Regions from separate parts of the Homo sapiens genome. Here region 1 is linked to region 2. A link is a loop called in an ENCODE intact Hi-C map of the cell type or tissue named here. Cell type or tissue: A673. All regions are shown on one strand. Links, peaks and the distances in the headings refer to the core of each region. The heading gives the core; the rest is flanking DNA. Region 1 has its middle 6.5 kb from the start of SNX10. Region 2 overlaps LOC105375199 (a long non-coding RNA gene).

Region 1 (5,390 bases), core at 275-5,274, 190 kb before region 2:
TCTAAAAATAGCATCAAAACAATATTTTCTGTTCACAAGAACTACTCTTGGAGGCGTACACACACACACAAACCACATAAACAATTATGACCAGGCCAGGCATGGTGGCTCACGCCTGTAATCCTAGCACTTTGGGAGGCCAAGGCGGGCAGATCACCCGAGGTCAGGAGTCCCAAGACCAACCTGGCCAACATGGTGAAAACCCATCTCTACTACAAATACAAAAAATTAACCAGGCATGGTGGCACATACCTGTAATCCCAGCTACTCGGGAGGCTGAGGCAGAAGAATTGCTTGAACCTAGAGGGGGAAGTTGCAGTGAGCCGAGATTGCGCCACTGCACTCCAGCCTGGGCAACAGAGCGAGACTCCATCTCAAAAAAAAAGAAAAAATATATATATAATCATTTCTGCCTCTCTTGGTATAATGTCCTTATGCTGGGGAAAGATATTTTATTCTGTGTCTTATGGACTATCTTCTCGGTTCTTTGTATTTAGGGCTGTAACGGGAGCATTTGAGGAACATTTTGCTTTCTTGTATTTGTGGTAGATGTACTACTACACCAGCTTCATAGGGCTGTTGTGGAGTTTAAATGAAATAACCCGGGTAAAGCTCTTGTGCTGGGTCAACAGTAAGTGTTCAGTAAATTGTAGCTATTATTATAACTTGATCCTTTTCTCCAATCTCTCCTGTCTCGAAGCTAAGTGCACTTAGTTACATACACTAAGGAAAGCCACCTCCACCCCCTGTCCTTCCTCCATCTCTTGGGAAAATTGCAAAATCCACAGAGAGTAAAAATGGAAGTTGCCTGGACTTGATGTTCAGAAATTTTAATTAACTGATAATATACATAACATTGTGTTCAAAAACACTTTGCCTTTACATTTACATGAATGGTTCTGCCTTCTTGGGAAACCTGTCACAGGAAATATTTGCAATGTAGGGAAGATAGTTTTTATCTTTCATCAAGCAACTAATAATGGGATGTAAGAAAAAATCTAAACAAATGACAATTTGGATTTTGATTTCTGATCTTGTGATTATAATTACTGTTTCTTCAAAAGAATGAAATATAGATTAATGGTGAATAAAATAACCACTCTTGAATATCAATCTTATATAGTTTTTCAAAATATTTAACCTATGCACGCCTCTCCAAAAAAGACTAGAAAAACGTTTTGAGTGACCTTACCTGTTTGTAAGACGAAAGGGTTTAACTTCTCATCCATCCACCCACCTCCTTATTCTTGTTAGTGGACTACTGTTCTCCCAGTTAACACCCCAAACACGCTAACTTTGGCACTTCCTTTGACCCAATCCCTTCCTTTGATCCACTCAGGTCCAAGATCCATACATTTCGTCTTGGCCAGATCATGGTGGAACTCACCTTCTGTGTTCTATTCTCCTGCAGACACTCTCAACTCTCAGAATCCTACAGTAGCCTCTCTACAGTGATCCAATTTACTGGTTTTTCGAACGCCTTTAGCATCAGAACCCTTTCTTCAAATGAACCCCATTTATAAAACAAAGAAAAACACAATTCCATTACTATACGTTTATCTGATGAATTCAATTTTGTAGCATTTGCTAATTATAGAGAAATCAATGACCATTGGAAACTGTTTTGTTGAACACCAAGATTTGAAATCAGGGATTTGTGAAAGATCGTTGGACTCTCCTATCAGTTTCAACATCCCATTTTTTTCCCTCTATTTGATTGCTCAATATTAACAAGATTCCAATCTACTCAGAGAAATATTTGCAAATGGTAACAATTCAGACATATGAAAAAGGAGTAGTTGAAATTTTTGTTTCAAAGTTGAAGCACTAAGGGCATCTCACATCCTCACATTTTATCACTTACAGAAGTTGCAAGTAAGAAGACCAATCCTCACTGTAAATGCTAAAGTGTCTATAATGGGAATTATCACCACACGACTTGCTACATGTTCATTTGGCTTTACACGACTGACAGGAGCACACACCCAAGCAGAGGTAGGCACCTTGCCCAATATTCCCCAGGACCACCAAGGGATGCTCTGCAGTGATGTCCTGCTCATTCTGCTCTACCAAAGTAACTTCATTCCTGGGAAAGAGAAAACAAAAACAAAAAAGCCCTTGCATTATCAAAAGCTACATTTTAAGGCCTAACGTGGTGGCTCATGCCTGTAATCCCAGCACTTTGGGAGGCCGAGGCGGGCAGATCACTTGAGGTCAGGAGTTCAAGACCAGCCTGGCCAACATGGTGAAACCCCATCTTTACTAAAAACTACAAAAATTAGCCAGGCGTGGTGGCGCACACTTGTAGTCCCAGCTACTGGGGCAGCTGAGGGAAGAGACTCACTTGAACCTGGGAGGCAGAGGTTGCAGTGAGCTGAGATCAGCCACTGCATTTCAGCCTGGATGACATAGTGACACTCTGTCTCAAAAAAAAAAAGAAGAAAAGAAAAAAGAAAAAAAAAAGCTGCATTTTAAAAGCATTGGTTTCAATGGTGAATTTTATTTTATTATTATAAACTAAAAATAAATTGGTTGATTAAAACTGACAAAAACAAAACAAACCTTAGCCATTACTGAGCATATCAAACATAAACCCATTCCCAATCATCTAATTTCTAAGCTTTTGATATAAATTGCAGTATGGTATAATTGGCACCAACACTCAACCAAAGAACAAGAGACCAGTAGAGAAGCCATCTTCTTGCATGGAGAAGCTGGGTTTTTTTTGTCTTGGGTGGGTTTGGTTTTCTTTAGTGCTCTGCATATAGCCTTTAGTACCTGTACACGTGGTACTAGTTCTGGATATTGGGTGCATTATAGTCTATAACCATGTGGAGGTAGTAGAGTACGGTGGTTAAGGCTCAGGCTCCAGCGCTGAAAAGCTTCTGTCTAATCCCCAAATTCTTTAGGCAAGTCACTTCATGTCTCTAAGCCTCAGTTTTCTTATCTGTGAAATAGTACCTATCCAACAGGGTTGTCATTACGAAATAATAGATAGAAATTACTAAGTCCAGGACTGCAGCAGAGTAGGAAAGAGCTTCATAAACATGATTTTGATGTCGTTGTTTTTAGTGCACAGCTCATCTTTCCTAAATAAATGGTTGCATAATATCCAAATCTCTTTATGACAACTTTTGCAGAAGAAAGTATACTTATACTCATTTATACAATTTTCTGTGAATGGACATACATAGGACTAAGTTTTTTTTTTAACAACCAACCTATGTATATGTATGAAATTCCTCTGAAAGGATGAACTTTGGTGAGGAGAAATAAGGAGGTAAGGGCAAACATGAGAGGAAGATTGCTTTTTAATGTATATCCTTTTGAACCATTCAAATGTTACGTAGAGTGCATTCAACAATGTATAAACAGGCCAGGCGCGGTGACTCATGCCTGTAATTCCAGTATGTTGGGAGGCCAAGGCCAGAGGCCTGAACCCAGGAATTCAAGCCTAGCTTGGGCAACATAGTGAGACCTTATCTCTGCAAAAAATAAATTAAAAAAAAAAATAGCCAAGCACAGTGGTGCACACCTGTGGTCCTAGCTTCTCAGCAGGCTGAGTTGAGAGGACTGCTTGAACCCAGGAGGTGGAAGCTGCAGTGAGCTGTTATCATGCCACTGCACTCCAGCCTGGGTGACAGAGTAAGACCCTGTCAAAAAAAAAAAAAAATATATATATATATATATATATATACACACACACACACACAGACAATATATATATATTTATATATATACTATATATTTCTCTATATACACTATATATAATATATAAATATATGTATGTATATATTTATAAGATATACAAATATATGTATGTATATATTTATAAGATATACAAATATATGTATGTATATATTTATGATACACAAATATATGTATGTATATATTTATAAGATACACAAATATATGTATGTATAGATTTATAAGATACACAAATATATGTATGTATATATTTATAAGATACACAAATATATGTATGTATATATTTATAAGATACACAAATATATGTATGTATAGATTTATAAGATACACAAATATATGTATGTATAGATTTATAAGATACACAAATATATGTATGTATAGATTTATAAGATACACAAATATATGTATGTATAGATTTATAAGATACACAAATATATGTATGTATAGATTTATAAGATACACAAATATATGTATGTATATATTTATAAGATATACAAATATATGTATGTATATATTTATAAGATATACAAATATATGTATGTATATATTTATAAGATATACAAATATGCGTATGTATATATTTATAAGATATACAAATATGTGTATGTATATATTTATAAGATATATAAATATATGTATGTATATATTTATAAGATATATTTATATATTTTCTATATATTTATACAGAAAATAGAGTATAGTACATAAATAAATATTTATAAATATTTTATTTATATACACAAATATATATATCTATATACACAAAGAGACAAGCACTGAAGGTATTGTAGGGGCAGCAAAACTCCACCTCTGTCCTCTTTTAGGCTGGGCTGGAGAATTAAATTGACGTAAGACAGATTAACAGGATGAAAGCATGCAAGTTTATTTAATACAAGTTTTACATGGCATGGGAGCCCCCATAAGGAAATGAAGACCCAGAAGCAGTTAAAGTTATTTTAACAAGGTCTGTACAGAAGTTTCTCAGTCTCAACTTTCTATCCTTGATAAGAATGCTGCGGGGGTGGCCAGGTGCAGTGGCTCATGCCTGTGGTCCCAGCACTTTGGGAGGTCCCAGCCGAGGCAGGAGGATCATGAGGTCAGGAGATCAAGACCATCCTGGCTAACACGGTGAAACCTCGTCTCTACTAAAAAATACAAAGAAAAATTAGCCAGGTGTGGTGGTGCACACCTGTAGTCCCAGCTACTTGGGAGGCTGAGGCAGGAGAATGGCGTGAACCTGGGAGGCGGAGCTTGCAGTGAGCCGAGATCGCGCCACTGCCCTCCAGCCTGGGTGACAGAGGGAGACTCTGTCTCAAAAAAAAAAAAAAAAAGAATGCTGTGGGGGTTTTGGGGGGTTTCGTTTGTTTGTTTGTTTGTTTGTTTAGAGACAAGATCTTGCTATGTTCCCCAGGCTGGACTCAAACAATCCTCTCACCTCAGCCTCCCAAAAAAATGCTGCATCTTTCACATGAGAATTTCATCTCCTGCTTTTAAGAAACTGAATGAAGGTCGTATTCTTTTTTTTTTTTCTTTGAGACAGGGTCTTTCTCTGTCACTCAGACTAGAGTGCAGTGGCACAATTATGGCTCACTGCAACCTTGACCTCCCAGGCTCAAGTGATCCTCCCACCTTAGCCTCCCAAGTTGCTGGGACTACAGGCACAAACCACCATGCCCGGATAA
Region 2 (5,390 bases), core at 245-5,244:
AGTAGGAATAATCTATTGCTTCTCACAACAACACGGATATTTCTTAGAGAAAATATCATGCTGGATAAAAAAAGCCAGACACAAGGAGTACATACTGTAAGATTCCATTTAGATCAAGTTCAAAATGAGGCAAAACTAGTCTATCTTGTTAAGTGTCAGGATGTGTTACTCTTAGGAGGGAATGAGGTGCTGGTTACATTGTTTCTTAATCTGGGTATGTTTGCTGTGAAAATCTATAGTTAGTTTATAATTTGTATACACATATATATACAAGATATTTAGTAAAAAATGCATGCATTTACTATTTGTAGAAAAGTATCCCCATTATACCAGCATGATGGATTTTGTTTTTGCCATTTGATAAATGAAGAAACTGAGATCTAAGAGTTTAAGTGACTTGTTGAAGGCCACATAGTAACAGGTGACAGAGCCAGGCTCTAAGCAGGCCTGTCTGGCCACCAGGACCATGGCTTCACACTCTCCCCCTGGGCTCTGACAGCTCCTCCCTGCCAGGTCTCCAATTCCTCTTCTCTTTGGCCACAAGTGGAGCTTTCCATGGAGAAACTTTTGTTTTTTGATAGGACAACTACAGAGCTAGAAGGCCTTTCTCCCACCTAGATTACACCTGGGGAGGATCTGCGGTGCAAAGTTTTCATAGGCCTGGTCTAACACTGTGAGCAGCTCTATCGCGTTAGCTGTGGCCCTCTCTGTTGCTGGCAACTTCAGCTCCAAATTCCTCTGAAAGCTTCTGTAAGGGGAGCAACATTTGAATAGTTGGATGGTGTTCACCTGACAGAATCTAGCTAAAAATAAAAAAGAGGTTTTAATGAGATGCCACTGGTGGCATAATATTAGCTGATTGACACGTTCTGGTTATTTCGGTGAAAAGAAACATTTAAAGCATAGCTGGCCCTGTTGTCCAACGTGGCAGTAAATTCTGGTCACTCATTAGTACAGTTCGAGCTAGAACAGGGGGTTATGCAAGGAAATAACACCGATGGCAGCTTCTACCCTGAATACAAAGGAAAGTGATATACAGTGATTACGTGAAATCGAGACATGCTTAGCACAGGAGAATTGGATCAATGCTGCATCAAGGCTGATGCTCTCTCTCATACACAGGAGAGGTTAGTATGAGAGTCAGGCCAACATTCAGCTGGAAAAACACCCAAGCTATGTTTGGGCTGAGATCCCTAATGTGCCCTCCATTTGAAAATGCATTTTTCAATGTAAGTTGATTCGTTGAACTGAAATAGAATTTTAAGTGCAATATTGAGATCTTCTGAATAAATTTACTGGAAGTTCTTGAGGTTTTATTTCTCTTAGGGTCAGTCTATTCCTAAAGTGCTCCTTTTCATGTGTACGTGTGTTTTTGAGTGTGAAATAGAAATCGATGAGTTTGGCTTAGTGGTCAGGATGTAAAAAGGTGTGGCCATAGAAACCTGAATCTTGACAAGAACACTTTGCCTCGGGCAAGGTTTTAGTTTTTGGCACTTCCTGTTTGGAGGTTCTAGACAAGAAGGTTTCCCTGTCTCCTGAGGGTCCTGCTGGCTGAAAAGGGTTCCTACAGGACCAGGCATGCTTTGACACAGGGGAGGCATTTCTCAAGGGTCACATGGATTGACTGAAAACGGGGCTCTAATTTGCTTAGGGAGAAAAAAACTCAGCAAATATTAATTAGTATTTTCTACTTAATTTTTAAATTTAGAGTTATTGAGGGGAAAAGGCATAACAGGAAGAAAGTAACAGAGCCTCTGGATCATACACGGTAGAGATACTTTAAATGAAAAATGACTTCCATCACGAGGTTAAATTCTTTTTCAGCATCTCTTCTATCACAAAATCTTCCAAAAGGAGATGTTCCATCTCCACTCAAGATGGACTTATTTATTCACAAAAGGTGGTCCACTAATAAACTTTTACTTTGAGAGCACAGAATTTAAACTTTTATCGAAATCTACTTTCCTTAAGCTAATTTTGCCAATTCATGAGTGGAATTTACAGTAAGGACTAAAGTTGAGGGTAATATATTCTTTGGTATAAGGTTGGCTTTTTTCTCCCTCAATTTTTTTTTATTGTGATAAAATACACAAACGTAAAATTTACCATCTTATCCATTTCTAGTGTACGGTTAGTGGTAGTAAATACATTTATAATATTGTGCAACTGTCACCACCATCAATCTCTACTCTTTTCATCTTATAAAACGGAAACTCCGTATCCATTAAATAATAACTCTCCATTCCTTTCTTCCTCCAGCCCCTGGCAACTACCAGTATAAGCTTGGTTTTATAAGATTTACAAGAAATGGGTATATGAGACTTGAATGCTGATTTTTAGGAGAATGAGAAACTATTCCATTACATTTCTCCATTTTAAAAATTAAGGAGGAAGAAAATTCTTTGCTTTTAAGCATGTTGGGATCTCTGGGGACAATCGGAGAAAGGGTTTTGTTTAATTGGATCTGAAATGGAGTGGCTGAGAACAGAGGGAGCCCTATTCATTTAGGCAAAACAGAGACATCTGCTGGTGGATTGGCAGACTTACTTTTCCACAACTTACAAAGACCCCTGAAAGGGTCGTATTTGCAAGACAGGGACAAATCTGTCACCGTTTTTGCTGTCTCGATTTTTAAAGAGCTGTTGTCTAATCATGGAATAAGAATGTTCATAAAAGAGAAGAAAATGTACATATGCAATTTACTAAGCTATGTTGCTTTGGTAAGACTTTTCTTGACTACTTTCTTTTCTTGACTATACCTGCATTGAAGAGCCAGAATTCTTTCAGAAAAGGATCACCAAGCTGTGGATTAAAAGGTGAACTTTTGCCTACACCTTTCAACCCACAGCTTGTGGCAAAAGGGCCCTCAACTCAAGAGCAGTTCCGTGAGAAGGGCTCACTTATTCCTAGACGAGCCAAACCGCACCCTGCTGTGTATGGCTTCTCGGGTAGGAAGTGTCTGGCTGGGGTCTAGCCCAGTTTCTCTGTGGGCTAGCTACTTAATGCTCAGCATGTTATTTTTTTTTTTTCTTGAGATGGAGTCTCGCTTTGTCACCCAGGCTGCAGTGCAATGGTACAATCTCGGCTCACTGCAACCTCTGCCTCCCGGGTTCAACTGATTCTCCTGCCTCAGCCTCTCGAGTAGCTGGGATTACAGGCACCCACCACAACACCCAGCTAATTTTTTTTTTTTTTTTTTTTGAGATGGAGTTTCGCTCTGTCGCCCAGGCTGGAGTGCAGTGGTGCGATCTCGACTCACTGCAAGCTCCGCCTCTCGGGTTCACGCCATTCTCCTGCCTCAGCCTCCCGTGTAGCTGGGACTACAGGCGCGCGCCACCACGCCCGGCTAATTTTTGTATTTTTAGTAGAGACGGGGAACACCCAGCTAATTTTTGTATTTTCAGTAGAGACAGGGTTTTGCCATGTTGGTCAGGCTGGTCTCAAACTCCTGACCTCAGGTAACTGATCTGCCTCGGCCTCCCAAAGTGCTGGGATTACAGGCGTGAGCCACCGTGCCCGGCCCAGCATGTTAGCTTTCAAAGGGCCTAAGCAATACCCATTTTATATGGATTAAATGAGATTTGAGATGCAAAGGTCAAGGATGGTCGATAAGGGCCAGTTTCTTCCCTTCTCACAGAGCCTTCCTAGCCACAGTCACTATCTCTCAGTTGGGCAGGCTCCTCTAATCTCAGAGATGATGCTGTGAGAATGCTGGCTAGGATTCTCAACTCCCTGAACCAGCGTGTCCTTCTGTTAGCTCAGACACAATAAACACCAAACAGAATTCATCACCTCTATATCAGTTCGTTTTTGCGCTGCTGATAAAGGCACACCTGAAACTGGGAATAAAAAGAGGTTTAATTGTGCTTATAGTTCCACATGGCTGGGGAGGCCTCAGAATCGTGGTGGAGGTGAAAGTCACTTTTTACGTGGTGGCAGCAAGAGAAAAATGAGGAAGAAGCCAAAGCGGAAACCCTGATAAACCCATCAGATCTCATGAGACTTACTCACTATCACAAGAACAGCACAGGAAAGACCAGCCCCCATGATTCAGTTACTTCCCCCTGGGTCCCTCCCACAACACGTGGGAATTCTGGGAGAAACAATTCAAGTTGAGATTTGGGTGGGGACACAGCCAAACCATATCAACCTCCAACTACCTCCCTGACCTCAAATGGCTTTGAAGAAGCAAAAAGGAGCTATTCTTGATAAGAAATTGAGGCATCCAATGCATTGCCAGAGCCTGTTTATGTCATTGGAAGCATAGGTGGGTGAAGTTGGGGCCTTGGTTTTCTTTTCTTTAGGATGGGGACAATAACACCCCTTCTCCCAGGTTTGCGGTGAGGATGCAGCGAGGTAAGCTCACAGGCTTGGTCTCGAGGTTACCTTGTAGGTACACTTACCTCATAGCCCCAACTAGTGAGCTCATAGCCCCAACTGGCCTGGCCCAGAGGAGGTACTCAGCATGGCTACTGAATTTTTAATAACATATTCTCACAGCTGTGTCTTTTCTCCATTTCTGTTGTCTCCAGGCCTGGATTAATGCAGCCTCTGCCATATTGGTCTCCAGGCCTTCAAGCCGCTGCCCTCTCCCACTGTTCTTACAGGCTGTTGGCCAAGCTAATGCCCCTTAAGTTCACTTCTTGTTGGGCTATTTCCTAGTCAAGAAACCAGACAGGCTTCTTAAACAACCAACCAAGCTCCCTAGCCTGTGTCTAAGTCCTCTGTACTCCGACTCTACCCCACAGTATCCAAATTTACGTCTTGCTAATCCCTGAGGCACAGTTTCCATTCCAGGCAGAAGGTCTCTGGGCACACCTTCTATATTTTGGCCCCAGGCCTTTGTTTATGCCGTTTCCCTTATCCTTCAGTCTGGCCTCTATCTTCAGAAGTAGCTTAAATCCCACCTCCACTGTGACCTTTTCTCTAATTCTACAGCCTAGGATGATTTTTCCCACAGGCTAATTCCTATTGCTTTAATACAACCAAATTCCTATTTGGATAATAAATCCCATGCTGCACCCATCAGTTAGAATTTAATTGTCCTAGAATTTTTCTTATAAGCATTGTGAAGTAAGGCTCTGTGCTGCTTTAACCTCTCTGTGCCTCAGTTTCCTCTTCTGTGAAATGGTGATGATCATAGTTCCTGTTTCATAGGATTGTTATAAAGATTAAGTCAACATGTGTAAAGCAAGTGTCTGGCCCCTAGTAAGTGTTTAACAGTGTTAGCTATTATTATTGTTCTGGGAACATAAAAAAGGGATCAGTGCAGCTTGTTTGATTATTAGGCATGTTTGTGGGGAAGCCATCAGGTGCTGGACGAAGGCTTTCACAGCCGTCTGACCCAATATTGTGTATCTTTTAAATGGCACATTAATTCATCTGACAAA

The links. Peaks named below come from ENCODE experiments on the same cell type or tissue, not always from the same donor. Only the 100,000 strongest peaks of a DNase experiment are listed, where the experiment ranks them.
Region 1: it touches region 2 in a loop (2.2-fold over the local background); 26 of 110 quality-filtered maps call a loop at or near these places.

Annotation. Positions count from the first base shown.
Region 1 is chr7:26,282,688-26,288,077 of GRCh38, reverse strand. No RefSeq gene overlaps it. Among named protein-coding and RNA genes, the nearest start is that of SNX10, 6.5 kb to the left of the region's middle. In A673, for the core only: a CTCF peak has its summit at 2,819; a DNase peak (open chromatin) is centred at 2,847.
Region 2 is chr7:26,088,270-26,093,659 of GRCh38, reverse strand. All of the region lies in intron 1 of LOC105375199 (a long non-coding RNA gene), which reads left to right. Among named protein-coding and RNA genes, the nearest start is that of NFE2L3, 61 kb to the left of the region's middle. In A673, for the core only: CTCF peaks have their summits at 1,583 and 2,538 (motif pointing left); DNase peaks (open chromatin) are centred at 2,499 and 2,939; H3K4me3 peaks cover 883 bases; H3K27ac peaks cover 483 bases.